2 separate regions of the Homo sapiens genome follow, and region 1 is linked to region 2. Evidence: chromatin loops called from intact Hi-C (ENCODE). Cell type or tissue: PC-9. All regions are shown on one strand.

What was found. Hi-C counts contacts between places; a loop is a spot of excess contacts. Peaks named below come from ENCODE experiments on the same cell type or tissue, not always from the same donor. Only the 100,000 strongest peaks of a DNase experiment are listed, where the experiment ranks them.
Region 1: it touches region 2 in a loop (7-fold over the local background); 8 of 110 quality-filtered maps call a loop at or near these places.

Annotation. Positions count from the first base shown.
Region 1 is chr11:34,190,439-34,198,438 of GRCh38, reverse strand. ABTB2 (ankyrin repeat and BTB domain containing 2) reads left to right here. Exons shown (of 17, transcript NM_145804.3): 3 at 901-1,114. Among named protein-coding and RNA genes, the nearest start is that of NAT10, 89 kb to the right of the region's middle. RefSeq lists enhancers at 3,454-4,282, 4,450-5,335 and a silencer at 5,804-5,989. In PC-9, a CTCF peak has its summit at 3,741; DNase peaks (open chromatin) are centred at 3,698 and 5,248; H3K27ac peaks cover 2,001 bases.
Region 2 is chr11:34,239,608-34,247,607 of GRCh38, reverse strand. The region is part of intron 1 of ABTB2 (ankyrin repeat and BTB domain containing 2); the gene reads left to right. Among named protein-coding and RNA genes, the nearest start is that of ABTB2, 110 kb to the left of the region's middle. RefSeq lists enhancers at 3,381-3,540, 3,535-4,206, 4,399-5,598, 6,763-7,262, 7,987-8,000. In PC-9, no CTCF peak of the experiment used is centred here; DNase peaks (open chromatin) are centred at 1,387, 3,757 and 5,367; H3K27ac peaks cover 3,903 bases.

The sequences.
Region 1 (8,000 bases), 49 kb after region 2:
TGTTTTTTTGAGACAAAGTCTCACTGTCACCAGTCACCCAGACTGGAGTGTGGTGGCACGATCTCTGCTCACTGCCACCTCCGCCTCCCAGGTTAAAGCGATTCTCCTGCCTCAGCGTCCCGAGTAGCTGGGACTACAGGCGCCTGCCACTATCCCTGACTATTTTTTGTATTTTAAGTAGAGACAGGGTTTCACCATGTTGGCCAGGCTGGTCTCAAACTCCTGGCCTAAAGTGATCCACCTGCCTCGGCCTCCCCAAGGGCTTGGGATTACAGCGTGAGCCACTGTGCCCAGCCATAAGCCTCAAGTTCTTCATCTGTAAAATGGGAATAATACCCCCTAGCACTGTAAGGATCAAATTAAATCATATTTCTGGGGAATTGCATACTTTGTACATAGTGAGTCCTCAACAGGTGATGATGGTGGTGTTGGTGGTTGTAATTGGTGCTGAGACAGAGGGACCTTCTCCGCTGAAATACTTTGGGTTTTGTACAAGACAGTGCAGGGGAGAATTGCCACAGAGCCTGGCCCTGGCTGGTAGAGGCTGGGAAGAGAGACCCAGAGAGATTCCCTTGGTCAAAGATCTGGGGAGAGGCCCATGAGGGTGGTGGAGAGAGTGGGGATGTCAAAAAAGAAACCAAATTACCCTAAGTTCTGGAGGAGACAGGCCCTGCCAAGTATTTAATTCAGCAAGAGTGAAATGAAAGGGAAACGAAATTGCTATTGTGCATCTAGGTGACAGTTTCCACCTCCGCCTGTTGGCTGCAGGGCAAACAGTAATTATGCACTAAGGCAAGGGAGCTTCAGCCAGGAACATCCTTGGAAGAATGCAGGCTGTGAACTCAGACTTTGTCTTCTTTTTTTCTCTTCCTCCCCTCTGCCCTCCCCGCCCCCCACCAGGTGACTTGGTCTCCCGTGCCATGCACCACATGCAGGGGCGTCACCCCCTGTGCCCGGGTGCCAGCCCTGCCCGCCAGGCCCGCCAGCCGCCACAGCCCATCACTTGGTCCCCCGACGCCCTCCACACGCTCTACTACTTTCTGCGGTGTCCACAGATGGAGTCCATGGAGAACCCCAACCTGGACCCCCCGAGAATGACCTTGAACAATGAACGGTAGGGATCTTCCTTGGGCTGAGCACCTGGTGGGACGTGCTCCCAAACGTGCATTGACCGACTGACTGACACTGACTGACGACTGACCAACAGGGCGAGGAAGGGGCCCTGGAACTGTGCTATGCCTGTGAGGAGGTGGCCCAGGAATTCCGATGGATGAAGGCCTGCACTGGTGTGCAGTGGGATTTTTTTTTCCTCTGAGCTGATGCAGCATGGGGCCACTGAGGCTCAGAACGTGTGCTTCTGCCTCTGTGCCCAGTCTGGCATGAGCTCACTGGGCTCTCTGAAATTCAGCTGCCTTGTTATAAAATGAGATAGTCACACCCACCTAGAAAGGTTAGTGCTCTGAGTAAAAGCATGTAGGATGGGGGCTAGGTGGGAACTGGCCCTTGGCCAGTGGTAGCTGTCACCTCTTTTCATGGGTTTATCCCATTCAAAAGTGATCAAATGATCATTGCTGCCGTCATTGTTATGAGGGGTCCTGGGTGTGTTTTGCCCCATCCATTCATTTAACACAGGAGACTATCCTGGCCCTGGCAGCTCTCTGATCTCCAGCAGGTTAGTGGTTGAATAGCCCCTGGACCCAAGCCTGTGGGCTTCTAGTCAGGTACTTTCACTAGAGGGTCCCAACACTTTCCTAGCTGGGAGCAAGGCTGCAAAGAACAGATGTGCAGGTTGTATACTGCACAACAGAACCCAATGAGGGGCATGAGTAGGGGATGCACGTGGGGCCATGTCAGCCTGAGGACAGGATACCTTTTCTTTTTTTTTTAGACGGAGTCTTGCTCTATTGCCCAGGCTGGAGTGCAATGGCACAATCTTGGCTCACTGCAAGCTCCACCTCCAAGGTTCACGCCATTCTCCTGCCTCAGCCTCCCGAGTAGCTGGGACTACAGGTGCCCGCCACCACGCCTGGCTAATTTTTTTGTATTTTTAGTAGAGACGGGGTTGCACTGTGTTAGCAAGGATGGTCTCGATCTCCTGATCTCGTGATCCACGCGCCTTGGCCTCCCAAAGTGCTGGGATTACAGGCGTGAGCCACCGCGCCCGGTCTTAGGATACCTTTTCTAATGGGTTTTCTCTGAGGGCTGCCTTTTGAAATTTTCTACCTGGAAAATATAATATTTTTTTTATAACTCGTACCAAACATTGTATATGCTGGCATGAGCCTCACATGGAGGCCACTGCTTGGCCACTTAAGGTAAGGTCTGTCCATGGGCTCAAGAGTTGTGGGTTTGAGGGTCCAGGAAGTGGGAAAGGCTTGCACTCAGTTTAGGAAGCCCCATCCACACACATTTCACCACTCAGTGAAGCCCAGGAAAGGCAGAGCCCACGGGCCTCAGTGCCCCACCTGGAGGGAGACGATCTGAGACCTCAATATTGGAAGTCCCAGGGGCTCTGCAGTCCCCTTGCCTGGCTGTCCGCTGTCTTTGGGGGGCATTGAGTCTCATCAGCTCTGTGATCCACAGCTGGCTCCACAGCCAGGTCTGCTTCCTCAGTGCCCCAGAAAACAAAGGCACTAAGGTGGATTTACTGAGTGTTTACTATGTGCTAGGCACTGTGCTGAGCAGTTTGCAGGCGGATGCTCAGTTAATTCACACACTACCAAGAAAGAGGTGTTCTTCAGAGCCCCATTTACAGATGAGTAAGTGGAGGCTTGGAGAGACTAACTGGCCCCACGACACAGGCTCATAACCACTACACTGTACCTCCTGTCACTAAGAGGAATATAAAACAGCAGTGGCCCAGTACACGCATAGTAGGGTCCCAGTAAATGGTACCATTGCTGTTATCAGTACTAGTATCCTTATGTCATCATTGTTTTACTTCTCTGGGAGTTGGAGGGCAAATGCAAGTCTGAGGAGGGCCACCCTGGGCCTGACACAGCAAGAAGGCTGCAGGTGGAGCCCTGGGCATCCTGAAAGACACCTTTGGCGGGAGCTGGGGCCAAAGCATAGGCCCTAAGCCCCAGCTGTTCCTGCTTTGTGGAAAAGTGTTGTGGTTGAAGGAGTCAGCTGGGAAGGAAAAAGAGCAGGGAAGATATCTGGGAGGAAGAGGCAGGAGGCTTGCTTGCTGTTTGGTAAGGTGCTGGGCTGAGGCCGGGTCATTCACACAAAGGTGACTGGGAGGACAGGCGCCTTCTTCAGGCCTGTTGCCCTGGCTGCTGGGCCCTCAGGCTGTCATGGCTATAGGCCCAGGGGCAGTCATTCCTCTGCTGGCACTTTCTCCCGCCCCCACTCCCCCCCCCCGCCGGGCATCTTTGTCATGTCCTGTGGCTTTCCCCCAGGAGGGTTCCCAGCCCCCTGTACTCTAATACACAGCATCAGGGTTTCTTCATGATCTGAGTTGCACAGCCCTATGTGGTTATAATAGCTGAGCTTGCATGGTAGTAGACACACGTGCATGTGTTTACGTAGCCATTTATTTAAAAACCGCACTATCTGTAGCACAAATAATTTGGTAGCAAAGATATTTTTCCATGAATCATTTCAAATGAATATCAGACACATGGGGAATTGGAACCCCCATTAGGAAAAAAAAAAAAAAACCAAATTTTTAAGTTATGACACAGAAAGGAGGACAACCCTAAAAATACCTGAGGGAGCCAACAGCCCGACGGCGCCCTGGTGGCCTGGCTCCTGTCGCTGAGCAGATCTGCTGCCCTCTGGCTCACTGACAGGGAAGGCCCTGGAGGCTGTGGGGATCCTTCCTGGGAGCGCTGAGCTTACAGCATTACTGCAGGCTGGGCTGGGCCAATGTCCCATCAAGGCCCCAGCACCCTGATACCCTCACCAGAGCTCTGGGGAAAACCTCTCCTGATGCAAATAGTAGCTGGAGTTTGCTAGGGTTCCAGAGTGGCAGAGCTTTGCTTTTGTGAGTTTGGGGATGTGCGACGTCTGTCTCTTGCTCCACTTCATCCTCCTGAAGCCCCGTCCTCTGTCCCACCTGGAAGCATGGCGGACTGAGTTCACCCAGCCAGAATTGGACGGAGCCCCTGATTTCAATGTGACCGTGGTTGTCTGGCTGTAGAGACTGTCTGTTTGGGGATTGGTGGCTCTCTGGGTTTGTTTGGGATTAAGTGACCTCCTCTACTGCCTTGCACACATGGGAGAGGGAGCTCAGTTTGGTGATATGGGTTTGGCAGCATGACATCATTGATGGAACCACTCAAGTCTGTCCTCATATTTCTGCTTTAAAGAAAGGTACCCTGATTCCTTCAATTAGGGGCTATGTGTGACCACATCCATGGCGACAAAGGGAAGGGACGTGTGTTCATCTCTTTTGTGTGGAGCTCACTGTGGCATTCCCTGCTAAGCCACCTGCTGCTTCTGCAGTGTTTGGTGGGGACTTCACATCTTTCCGTAAGGGGCCTTCTCCCCAGAGCTCTCTGCTCTGGTTTGGGAGAAGAGACAGTGGGAGGAGGGAGGGGCAGAAGCAGCAGGAACTCAGAGTGGTGAGCGGGCAGCCTTGCAGGGAATGAGAAGCCTCTAACCTCCTTTCATCTACTCCTGCAGTGAGCCTGGTGCATCAAGAAACAGTACAGGCTTTGGGGCAGAGGCCTGGGCTCAGAGGGCCCTTCCATGCCTTAGGCTCCTCACCTGTAAAATGGGGCTAAGTAATTCTATCCGGTAGGACAAAGTCAGATAACATACGCCCTTCTTTTAAAGCCCATTTCTACCTACTTCTAGGCCCAAAGAACTTCAGCAAGTTTGGTGCTATCATTACCTCCGTTTCACAAGTGAGTACAGGAGGCCGCGGGGTACCTGGCTGATAAGTGGCGAGGCCAGGATTCAAACCTGAGGTCTCTCTCACCTCAAGGCCTTTGCCTTTCCCTGTGCCAGGCTGTGGCTTTCCCAGCTGGCTGCTGAGACCTGATCCTACAGCACTGAGGCATGCTGGGTGGGCCCTGGCCTTTGGGGCCACCTTCTCTGGGGCCATTCCAGCCCCACCCCCTCACTATCCTGGGAAAGCTCTGCAGCTGGAGCCTCCCTGCACCCTTCCAGGGTGCCTTTCTCACTGGCAGCTTTGCATCCCAGGCACCAGCCAGGCACAAGGCAGAGTCTAAAACACAGAATTAGTCACAGCTGCTGCCCTGCAGGGTGTGTCATCACCGGAGATCAAGCTTAGAAAGTGAAAGAGCCTCTTGTCAGGGATCCAGGTTGCCCAGGGAGATCGGGAGCCTCCTTCCTCTGAGGTCTGGAGGAGAAAGGACAACCATCTGGTTAGATGTGGCCCTTGCTGGTTGTGCCTGGGGGCAGAGGGATGGGCTAGCTGGAACAGAATCTTTGGCAGAGGATATACCTCCTCAGCCATCACCCTTCTGGGGAATGAGAGGTCTGGGGCAGTAAGGATAAAGACTACGCAGACACGTAGGAAGGCAAGAGGGCCGCCCGCTTGCCAGCAAATTGCTGGAAGGCAGCGTCATCAAGTAGAGGAGACAGAGGGAGACATGCAGTCAGAGGTGCAGAGGGCCTGAGGTCGACAGGAGGTGACCATTTCTCCACATCAGAACCTGGGCTGCTGGAGGGTTTGGGGTCCCCCAGGCACCCTTCCAGACTGCATCTACTGTGAGCAGCAGCAAAGAAGCCAGACCCTTGAGGAGTGGCCAGGCAGAGAGAGTGGGAATGGCAGAGGGCCACTGGTCCACAGAGCGGTCCGCTTGCTAAGCCTCAGATCCTGGCCTCTTGCCTCGTTCTCCCCAGCCCTGCACAGCACGTCTCCGCCTCTGTGGAGGGTGGCACACTCAGAAGGCTTGGAGCCTGCTGGTATCCAGGACATGAAAACAGGAGGAGTGTGGAACCCTTCCCAGAGTTCTGATTGGGGGTCGGGCCTAGAAACCTCTGGTGTCATGACTTCGTAGCCAGCCAGAATAGCCCCATCTGAGGAGGGCCCTGCTATTCAAAGGCGTGCATTTGAGATCTACCTTGCCACTTTTTATAACCTTCAACCAGTCATTTAACCTCTTCAAGGCTCTTAATCATCTGTAAGGTATGCGGACCCAATGAGTTAACATATTTGGGGGGTTTTCTTGGAAACAGGGTCTTGCTCTGTCTCCCAGGCTGGAGTGCAGTGGCACAATCTCAGCTCACTGCCTCTTTGACATCCTGGGCTCATGCAATCCTCCCACCTCAGCCCCCCCAGTAGCTGGGACCACAGATGTGCCCCACCACACCTGGCTAACTTTTAAAAAATTTTTGTAGAAATGGGGTCCCACCATGTTGCCCAGGTTGGTCTCAAAATCCTGGGCTCAAGGGACCCTCCTGCCTTGGCCTCCCAAAGTGCTGGGATTATAGCCATGAGCCACTGCACCTGCTCACTACATACTTTTAGAACAGGGCCTAGGACACACTGAGTATCTGTTCTTATGATTATCAGCACGATGGTTTGTATCAGGCAGGGGAGCAGCATATACAGAGTCCAAGTGGCTAGAGGCAGCAAGGCACCCCAGAGAGACCGGCGATGGGGAGGAGCAGAGCAAGGGAACACGGGCACTGTTGTGCAGGATGGAGCACAGAAGTGGGCGGACCTTGTTGGCCAAGACACACAGGGCTGAGCTTGTGGCTGAGAAGGTCCTGCCCCCATTGGTGCAGCTATTTGTGATTGGCTGGGTTTTATTTGTCCTTCTTCCCACACTTCCCTTCTTGGGGCCTGAACCCTTCTAAGAATAAGGGCAGCAGAGGGTCCAGGAAGCCCCTCCCATGCTGCTTGTCTTGATGCTCCTATAAAGGTCTGCCCTGGAGAAGTCTGATATGTAGTTCTGCACCCCCAGACAGGTTCAGGAGAGACGAGACCAGGGTGCTGATGTTATACTAATCTTGTTCTCCAACTCACATAGAGCTCTTTTTGCTAGGGCTAGCAGGACCTGCTCAGAGGTTGAAGCTCTTGTCCAGGTGAGATCCTGGTAGACGATAAATGTGTGTCTGGCCCAGCTCTTGGCTTCCCTGTTCCGTATCAGGCTAGACAGAATTTCAAAGAGCTGGAGCCAGCGAACGTGTCAGTGCTCTGGGTTCCAGCCACTTTGTTGGAAACGCACACCTGGGGCTTTTTTTCTCTTTAAGAGACTGGCTCACTCTGTCACCCAGGCTGGAATGCAGTGGTGCAATCATGGTTCACTGCAGCCTTGAACTCCTGGGTGCAAGTGATCCTCCCACCTCAGCCTCCCAAGTAGCTGGGACTATAGGTGCATGCCACCATTTCACCTGGGGCTTCTGATGGTGACCAAGGGGAGGAGGGTGCCATAAGCCTCTTGGGTCATCCCAGAGGTGTTATCTCATCTACCTTCTAGGAGTATGACCATGTCAACTCATCTTCCTGGGCCTCAGTTTCCTCATCAGTAAAATGGTGAAGATAGTAGTATGGCTTCTACGGTTAAATGAGATAATACAGTAAAGCACTTAGCTAAATGCTAGGCACATAAAAAGTGCTCATTAAATGGTGTCTCCTCCTCATTATAATGGCCATAAACAACATTTAGATGGCATGTTTGACACTCAGAGCAGGCTCTCTTTATTGAGGTAGCATGACATTTCCTAAAATGTGATTCTCAAGTGATATCTGGGTCAGTAATACTACTACTACTACAGTTATTAATACTACTACTGATGATATTACTACTAATTAACCACTACCACTATGACTAATAATAATACAATTACTAAGATTACTGCTACTACCAGCATTACCACTACTGCTAGTTATAGCGAGCGTTATAGAGCACACATTCACAGACAGATACTGTCTTAAGTGCTTGACTTACTCCTGTTTCTCCCTGGACTCCTGCGGATCCATGGAGAAGGGCTCTAGGAGAATGATAAAGAGTGGCTTATGAGTCTCCAGCCTAATGAGGGAGACAAAAGCAAGACGGAAGTAAACAAATGAGCAAAAC
Region 2 (8,000 bases):
CCAGATAAGCCCATTGTAAATTGAAAATATAAATCAAAATGCACTTAATACACCTAACCTACTGAACGTCATAGCTTAGCCTAGCTTACCTTAAACATGCTCAGAACACTTACATTAGCCTACAATTGGACAAGATCATCTAACCCAAAACCTATGTTATAATAAAGTGTTGAATATCTCATGTAACTTATTGATTACTGAAAGTGAAACACAGAATGGTGGTGTGGGTACTTGAAGTACTGCTGCTACTGAATGTGTATGGCTTTCCCACCACTGTAAAGTCAAACATCATAAGTCAGGGACCAGCTGTCTCCAGCATTCCTCCTTCGCAGCTTTGGGAGGGGGTGGTGCTGGCATGAGAACTAAGCTGAGGAACCTGTAGCGGTGGCTCCACCAGCCAACAGGCCAAGACAGCTGCACACCAGAGGCCTTGGCCCAGCTTAAGAAATGGAACTTCTGGGGGCCAGGTGCAGTGGCTCACGTCTGTAATCCCAGCACTTTGGGAGGCTGAGGTGGGCGGATCACCTGAGGTTGGGAGTTCAAGACCAGCCTGACCAACATGGAGAAACCCCGTCTCTACTAAAAATACAAAATTAGCCGGGCATGTTGGTGCATGCCTGTAATCCCAGCTACTTGGGAGGCTGAGGCAGGAGAATTGCTTGAACCCGGAAGACAGAGGTTGCGGTGAGCCGAGATCATGCCATTGTACTCCAGCCTGGGTGATAAGAGTTAAACTCTGTCTCAAAAAAAAAAAAAAAAAGAAAAAAGAAAAAAAGAAAAGAAATGGAACTTCTGGCAAAAAGTGATTTGTTGAGCATTCTGAGGCTCAATACAAAGAAACTCATTTGTGTAGGTATGAACTTTGGAAAAAACCACCTAAAGAAGTATGTGAGGTTTTCTGTTGTGGTAGGGTTCAAAGCAAGTTGAAATGGCGAAGAGTACAGATATCAAGAAAAAGGTCCAGGGAGACAAGATTTGTCTTTTTTTTTTTTTTTTTTTTTTTTTTGAGATGGAGTTTCACTCTTATTGCCCAGGCTGGAGTGCAATGGTGCGATCTCGGCTCACTGCAACCTCCACCTCCTGGGTTCAAGCGATTCTCCTGCCTAAGCCTCCCAAGTAGCTGGGATTACAGGCATGCACCATTACGCCCAGCTAATTTTGTATTTTTAGTAAAGACAGAGTTTCTCCATGTTGGTCAGGCTGGTCTCGAACTCCCAACCTCAGATGATCCACCTGCCTCGGCCTCCCAAAGTGCTGGGATTACAGGCGTGAGCCACCACACCCAGCCCAAGATTTGTCATTTTAAAACCAAACAAAAAAGCCCTTGTATCGAAGTTTGGATAAGAACCTATCCAACCTTGGCCAATTTTGTTGAACTCTGTGGGTTTAGGAAACCCACAGAATTGCCTGAGGGGATTTTGTTGTTACTTTTTTGTTCAGCAGAAGAGTCTCCCTTTGAATAGAATTGTCTTTTAGGAAGAGAGAAAAGGAATGAGAGGTGTGTCTCCTGGCTGATCCAGCAGGCCCCACGCCCCTCATATCCTTATAGGGGCTTGTGCCAGGCATTGGCCTGAACGTTTTAGAAGCTGGCAGCAAAGCCAGTCCCTGAGTGACAGATATTTGTGGCCCCAGGATGAGGAGGGCCTCTCTCCCCTGCTGGGGCCCATGTGTTTCCGTGGCTGCAGCTTCAAGGCCTGGGTTTATTACTCAGTTTACCATTTAGTCTAGAACAGCACAGTGGCTCCTGATACTTTGGGGACAGCTTTGGATTGGAGCTGGTGAGATGGGCTTTTCACCTCTACTGGTGCTCAGTGTGGAAGCAGCAGCCCACCAAAGAGCTTCCATTTCCCTTCATTGTGAAACACCATGCTTTGGAAGGGACCCCAGGGTACATCAGAGTGTATGAGCCCCAGAAGCAGGCTGTGCCGTGGTCTGGAAGGTGGCAGCCCCGTGAGCCACCCAGACACCAGCTCCTGCTCATCTCATGCCTTCCCTCACCTCATCTGGATCAGAGGAGAAAAGCAAATCCACAAAAATCAACACAACTAGAGATCAATTGCTATGCCAGACCCAGTTAGTCTGGTGAGTGCCGCAGGTGTCTCCACACCTCAGATAATTGAGAATTAGGCCTCAGGACTTGCACAGCCAAGCACTGCCTGAGACTGGTCTGCAGTCGGCTTCCATAGAAAGATGCCGGAAGTGGATACCTGGTCCTGGGTGGTTTGCTGTAGGGGGTGATTTCCTCCATGAGGAAAACCAAAGAATCCAAAGCCCTCTGCCTGCAAGGAAAGTTCAGTGGGGAGGAGGCTGTGCTGGTCCTCAGCTCTCGCCAGGGTGGCAGTGTGGTGGGGTAGGCATATCACAGCAGCCTGGAGAGGAAACGGTGCTGAACCTGAGCCCTTCTGACCTTGGAAGTTTTGGTTTTAATGTATGTGAGACAGAGATGAGGCATGTGTCAGTCAGAGGCTGTTATCAGCCATTATAATAATAGTAGCCAGCATTTATGGAGGACTTGTGTTCCAGATCCTAAGGCAAGTGCTTTATGGAGATTTATTCATTTAGTGTTTAAAACAATCTTTTTCTTTTTTTGAAAATTTTTTGAGACAGGTTCTCACTCTGTCATCCAGACTGGAGTGCACTGGCGTGATCTCTGCTTAATCCAGCCTTGACTTCCCGGGCTCAGGCGATCCATCCACTTCAGCCTCCAGAGTAGCTGGAACCACAGGCACACACTACCAAGCCTGGCTAATTTTTGTATTTTTGGTAGAGACGTGGTTTTGCCATGTAACCCAAGCTGGTCTCGAACTCCTGGGCTCAAGTGATCCACCCTCCTCGGTCTCCCAAAGTGCTGGGATTACAACAATCTTATAAGGGACCCTAGAATCGCAGTTTGATAGATGAGGACATTGAGGCCTAAAGCAGTTAAGCAAAGTGCCCAAAGTCAAACAGCGAGTACATTGGGGGTTGGGAGAGTGAATATTTAGAACAATCCAGGCCAACAACTCTAAGCCCAGCTCTTATTCACCATGGGGAAGAGTAAATGAAATTAAATGAAATGATCTTCATAAAAGGCTTAATGCAGGCAGCAAGTAAGTGCTCGTTCAGTTACAATGAGATATCCCTGTTTTTCTGCGTATTTTATTGTCCTGCATTTTGTGCTAGGGGCCCTGATGTGGATTATTCTAGTCACATGCTAAAAATGTGCAGGGTTTTCAGTCTCTTTGTATTGTGGTGAAACTGCTGCTGATCTGCTTTTCCCACTATCGGTCAGCCTGGGCCTGCTTCCATTTTCACTTTGAGTTTTCAAAGGTCAGGGGAGTCCTGATAGATTGCCTTCTTATCTCCTAAGTGTTTTAGAGTGGTTTATTCATTTAACAACTGAAAGTGATTTTTTTTTTTTTAAAGAAACAATTACCTCCCTTGGTCAGCAGCAACATCTCCAGAGGTCAGCATCCCCCTCCTGGGGAAGGTTTGGCCTGCTGAGTCCAGGCTGGCTGCTAAGGGAACCAAGTCTCTTTTCTATCTCCAGGGCTAGCACAGGGCCTAGCTTGGGACAGGCACTGAAGGAAACAGTGGTTTGTGAATTTCAGCGGGGGGCTGTTTTGCAGTTCTGGACTTCAGAGACAAAGCTTCAAATTCCTATCCTTTCTCCAGACAGGTCCCCTGCTCTTCTAGAGTACTGAGGGATCTTGGCCACAGTCAGGTGGGGCTTTCCCAGACAACTTTTTTATAAGCCTGTGGAATGCCCTCTGCTGAGTCACCACGCTGATACCCAGGGCTGGGGTGTGTCTGCGAAGAACCGTGCTCTAGACATTCAGGGCTTGGTCCTGGGTCTGGGTGGGTGGCTGACCTTAGGTCTAACCATAGGCTTCAAGCTTTTATCTTTCACTGAGTCTGTGCCAAGCACATTCCGTAAATGATCTCATTGACTCTTCAAGAAAGTTAAGAGAATCAATATTGTTGTTCCCATTTTCACAGATAGATAATAAATCTGTAAAATCGCGTAAGACTAGGACATATTTTCTAGGATTATCCTTGCGGATCAAAGGTGATATCAAGTGGGATGTCAGGAGCAAGGGTGCTTGCAGTGTCAGTGATTTCTGTTGTTGGAGGAGGGGCAGGGTTATGGATGAGGAATGTGGGGTTTAGTAGGGTTAAGAGATTTGCCAGAGGCTGGGCGTGGTGGCTCACGCCTGTAATCCCAGCTACTCAAGAGGCTGAGGCAGGAGAATCACTTGAACCCAGGAGGCGGAGTTCAAGTGAGCTAAGATCATGCCACTGCACTCCAGGCTGGGCGACAGAGCGAGACTCCATCTAAAATATATATATATATTTGCCAGAGGTCAACAGGCTAGTCTCTAGTCCTTGTGCAGAAGCAAGATTTGAAATGGGTTGCTTGTTCTCACACGTCTCTTTGCTGGTCAGTGTAGAGATAAAGAACCCTCTCCCCACCTACAGTGTTCTTAAGAAGCCATGGTTATCTTGGGTGTGATGATCTTTGGAAGGTAGAAAGTTCCACTGGCAGGCATTTCCTCCTGGAGTCCTCAGCCTCCTTATCAGGCTCCCAGATTCGGACTGTCAGTGAGGTGGGCAGGGCTGTGGAGGGGAGAGGTCCTGTCACAAGAGACACCCAGCTTCCTCCCAGCTTTGGTTTACCTCAGGCCCGGCCTGAGGTGAAGTCCTCATTAGGTTACCTCCCGCCTAGCTGTGACTGGGTTAAGTTGTTGGACTTCTCTAAGGTTCAGCTCCCTGTTCTGGAAAATGAAGACAAGGACTGTGCCTGTCCTGTAGACTTTGAGGATTAGCTGAGGCAATGCCCGCATGAGCCACTTAGCTTGATGCCACATAAGTGCCCAGGAGACATCATCCTGTGGTGATTAGTTAGATCTGTCATACACCCTTACACCAGGAAGACCCCACCTGGTCATTCTTTTCCCCACAATCCTCTTCTCCCCTAGGATACCAATGCCTCTTCTTCCCTCAGAGTTAATGCAGTTACAACTATTCTAGAACTTTCTGACAGCATTCCTACTCCTTCAGCCACCCCCCTCCATCGCCGGGCAAAAATGCCATGGTCCAGCAGCCACTCAGCTCAGTGGGGTGGTACATACAGGGGCGCGTGACAAGGATGAGGTAAGTGCTGGATCACCAACCTCCCTGCCCCTCCTGTGGCTGCGTGTCAGATACTGTGTGCCAAGCTCCCTTCAGCCACTATCTCATGTAAAGCTCAGACCCCACGATTTCCGGAGTCCTAGAGTAGTCTGGGTGTCCTCGTGGTGGGAACTGGCTGTCCTCCTGGCCCCTTGCTCCCACCCTCCTGCCTTCTTGGTTCAGTGATAAGGCCTTAGATCAGGAGGGTGTGGCTAGGTCTGACTCAGGGGTGACCCAGAGGCACTTCACAGATCTGCGGCAGAAGGCCTCATCACAAGCATGACCGAATCTTGACTTTATTTATAAAAGGCAAAAGCCCACTCTTCTGTGCAGTTGTTGTGGGCCCCAGAAGTGAGGGGAACTCCATAGCACAGTTGAGGTGGGCAGTGGCCATGGAGAGAGATTTCCAACGCAGGGCCCGAGCCATCTCCTCGCAGCTTCTGCATTTTGCTTCTTTCATTTGTTGAAGCAAACAAGGGGCCAGGAGGCTCAATCAATGTGTGGAACTTTCACAGACCCTTCAGAAGAGTCCAGCTGTTCCCAGCAGCTCTTGGGGACTGTGGCCTGTTTCTGACTTAAACTCAGCCTTAGATTCTAAATTCTTGATATGGTTCAGTGATGATGAAGGGGGGAAACATTTACATGTTAGAATGAAAAGGTAACCAATTTTACATTCTATCTAAAGGTGAATACAAGATGGGGATTATCTTGTTAACTTCTGAAGAAAATTGAGATGGGGGTCTCGCCATCTTGCCCAGGCTGGTCTTGATTTCCTGGGCTCAAGCGATCCTCCTGCCTTGGCTTCCCAAAGCGCTGTGATTACAGGCTTGAGCCATCATGGCCAGCTAGTCTTTTAATAATAACAATAAATTATCAGCATTGGAGCTCTGGATGTGGGAAATGCAAAACAGTCCTGCTGGGTCATCATCTCAAACCTGGACTCTTGGGAGAGATACCCTGTGGATCATTACATCTTTTCAATTCCTTCCACTCCTGTTTCCTCACCCCATTTGTGGTACTCAGGCAACAGAGATGTCCTCTGGCTGGAAATCCAGAGGATGAGGTGGGCACCCTTGGACTGTCCCTGGTTAAATGTCACCTCCTCTCCCCACCCCCTTTCCTGGCTCTCTCAACGCACATGGGGATGTTTAATGACATTCTCCTTTTCCCCTCGTTTAGGCCTTGGGAGCAGTGATATTAACTCACTCAGTCCACACAACTTTCCATGGAGATTACTGTAATCTGTTATTCCCGCTGTACAGATGAGGAAACTGAGTCAAAATAAATTATTTGCCCAAAGCCACACAGGAACTGCTAGAGCTGAGACTGGAACTCAAACCATCAGGCTCTCAAATCCTCCTTTTAGCCACCATGCCCTAATGCAACTCGAAACAGAAAAAGGACAGCTTGACTAAAAAGTCTCCCATTTCCTTTCCCCCTTGCCCTAAAAACCCTGTGAACTCAGCCTCTGAAGAGTTCAGCCCTTCTCTCAGGTGTGAGAAGTAATTTGGCAAAAGAGAAAAAAAATTAAAAAGAAGAAAAATAACCTAAAAAGGGGGGAAGGCCAGGTACGGTGGCTCACACCTGTAATCCCAGCACTTTGGGAGGCCAAGGCGGGCGGATCATCTGAGGTCAGGAGTTCGAGACCAGCCTGGCCAACATGGTGAAACCCCCCTCTCCACTAAAAACTTAAAAAATTAGCTGGGTGTGGTGGCGGATGCCTGTAATCTCATCTATTCAGGAGGCTGAAGCAGGAGAATCACTTGAACCTGGGAGGTGGAGGTTGCAGTGAGCCGAGATCACACCACTGCACTTCAGCCTGGGTGACAGAGTGAGACCCCATCTCAAAAAAAGGCGGGGAGGAGAATGAAGATTTCGGCCCAAGTGCTCAGGAGCAGGGGCCTCTTGATAGAACTGGGCACTGGAGGTGAGCAACCCAGATGTCAATTATTAGGAGATCTTCTCTGCTTCTGGCTTTCCCAGTGCTGACAGGTGGGATCCTTGTCAGGCAGCAGGGCAGCACTGAAGGAAGCAAAGCCGTTTCTTGGGGGCCCCACTCAGTGAGTGAAGCCATAGCTTGTGCAGTGGCCAGGTGGATCGCTCGAGACTCCCTGGAATTGCAGCCTCCAGCTTTGAGCTGCTCCTGCTGGCCGCTTGGCTTCACAGTCACCACCAGCCGATGGAGACGGTTCATCAAATGGAAAAGTTTCGGTGACTGTGGGAAGGAGGGCATTCTTTGCGAGCTCTCTTGGCTTTACACTTTAAAGAGGGCAGTGGGGGGAATGCACACACAACCTTTTTCTTCTCATCTGTTCTCAGAAACCCAGGGGAAAAAAATGGGCTATAATGAGTAGCAGTTGTGGTTATGATGATTTTCATATGAATTGTCAAATCTTCTGTGTCCATTAACTATCTTTTGTGGTGAGGAAATTGATTATGGAACTGAAATAAGAAACTCCACCTGACTATTAAGTGATAATTCAGTCCCCAGCCTCTTGGCTCTTTATCCAGTATTTAGGGGGGAAATGCCTCTGTGGAAACAGATGCCTTGCTTTTTTGGGAAGACAGTCCATTTGAATGAACTAGAATGTCTTCCTGCCAGGAGTGGGTCTCCAGTGGATCCTTGTCAAGAGGTGGGGGAGGGGCAGAGTGACAGCTGCAGTTGGCCCCCCAAATGTCAGTGTTCCCTGTAGATTCTTGTCAAAGGGCTTACCTCGTACTGTGGTACAAGTCAGGGCTACACAGAAAGGCCTGTCTTGCAGTCTGTTTGCATAGCTGTGTCTTGCTTGCAGAAAGCCCCGGGTGGGGGTAGAAAAAAGGCAGAGACAGGCCGGGTGGTGGCTCAGACC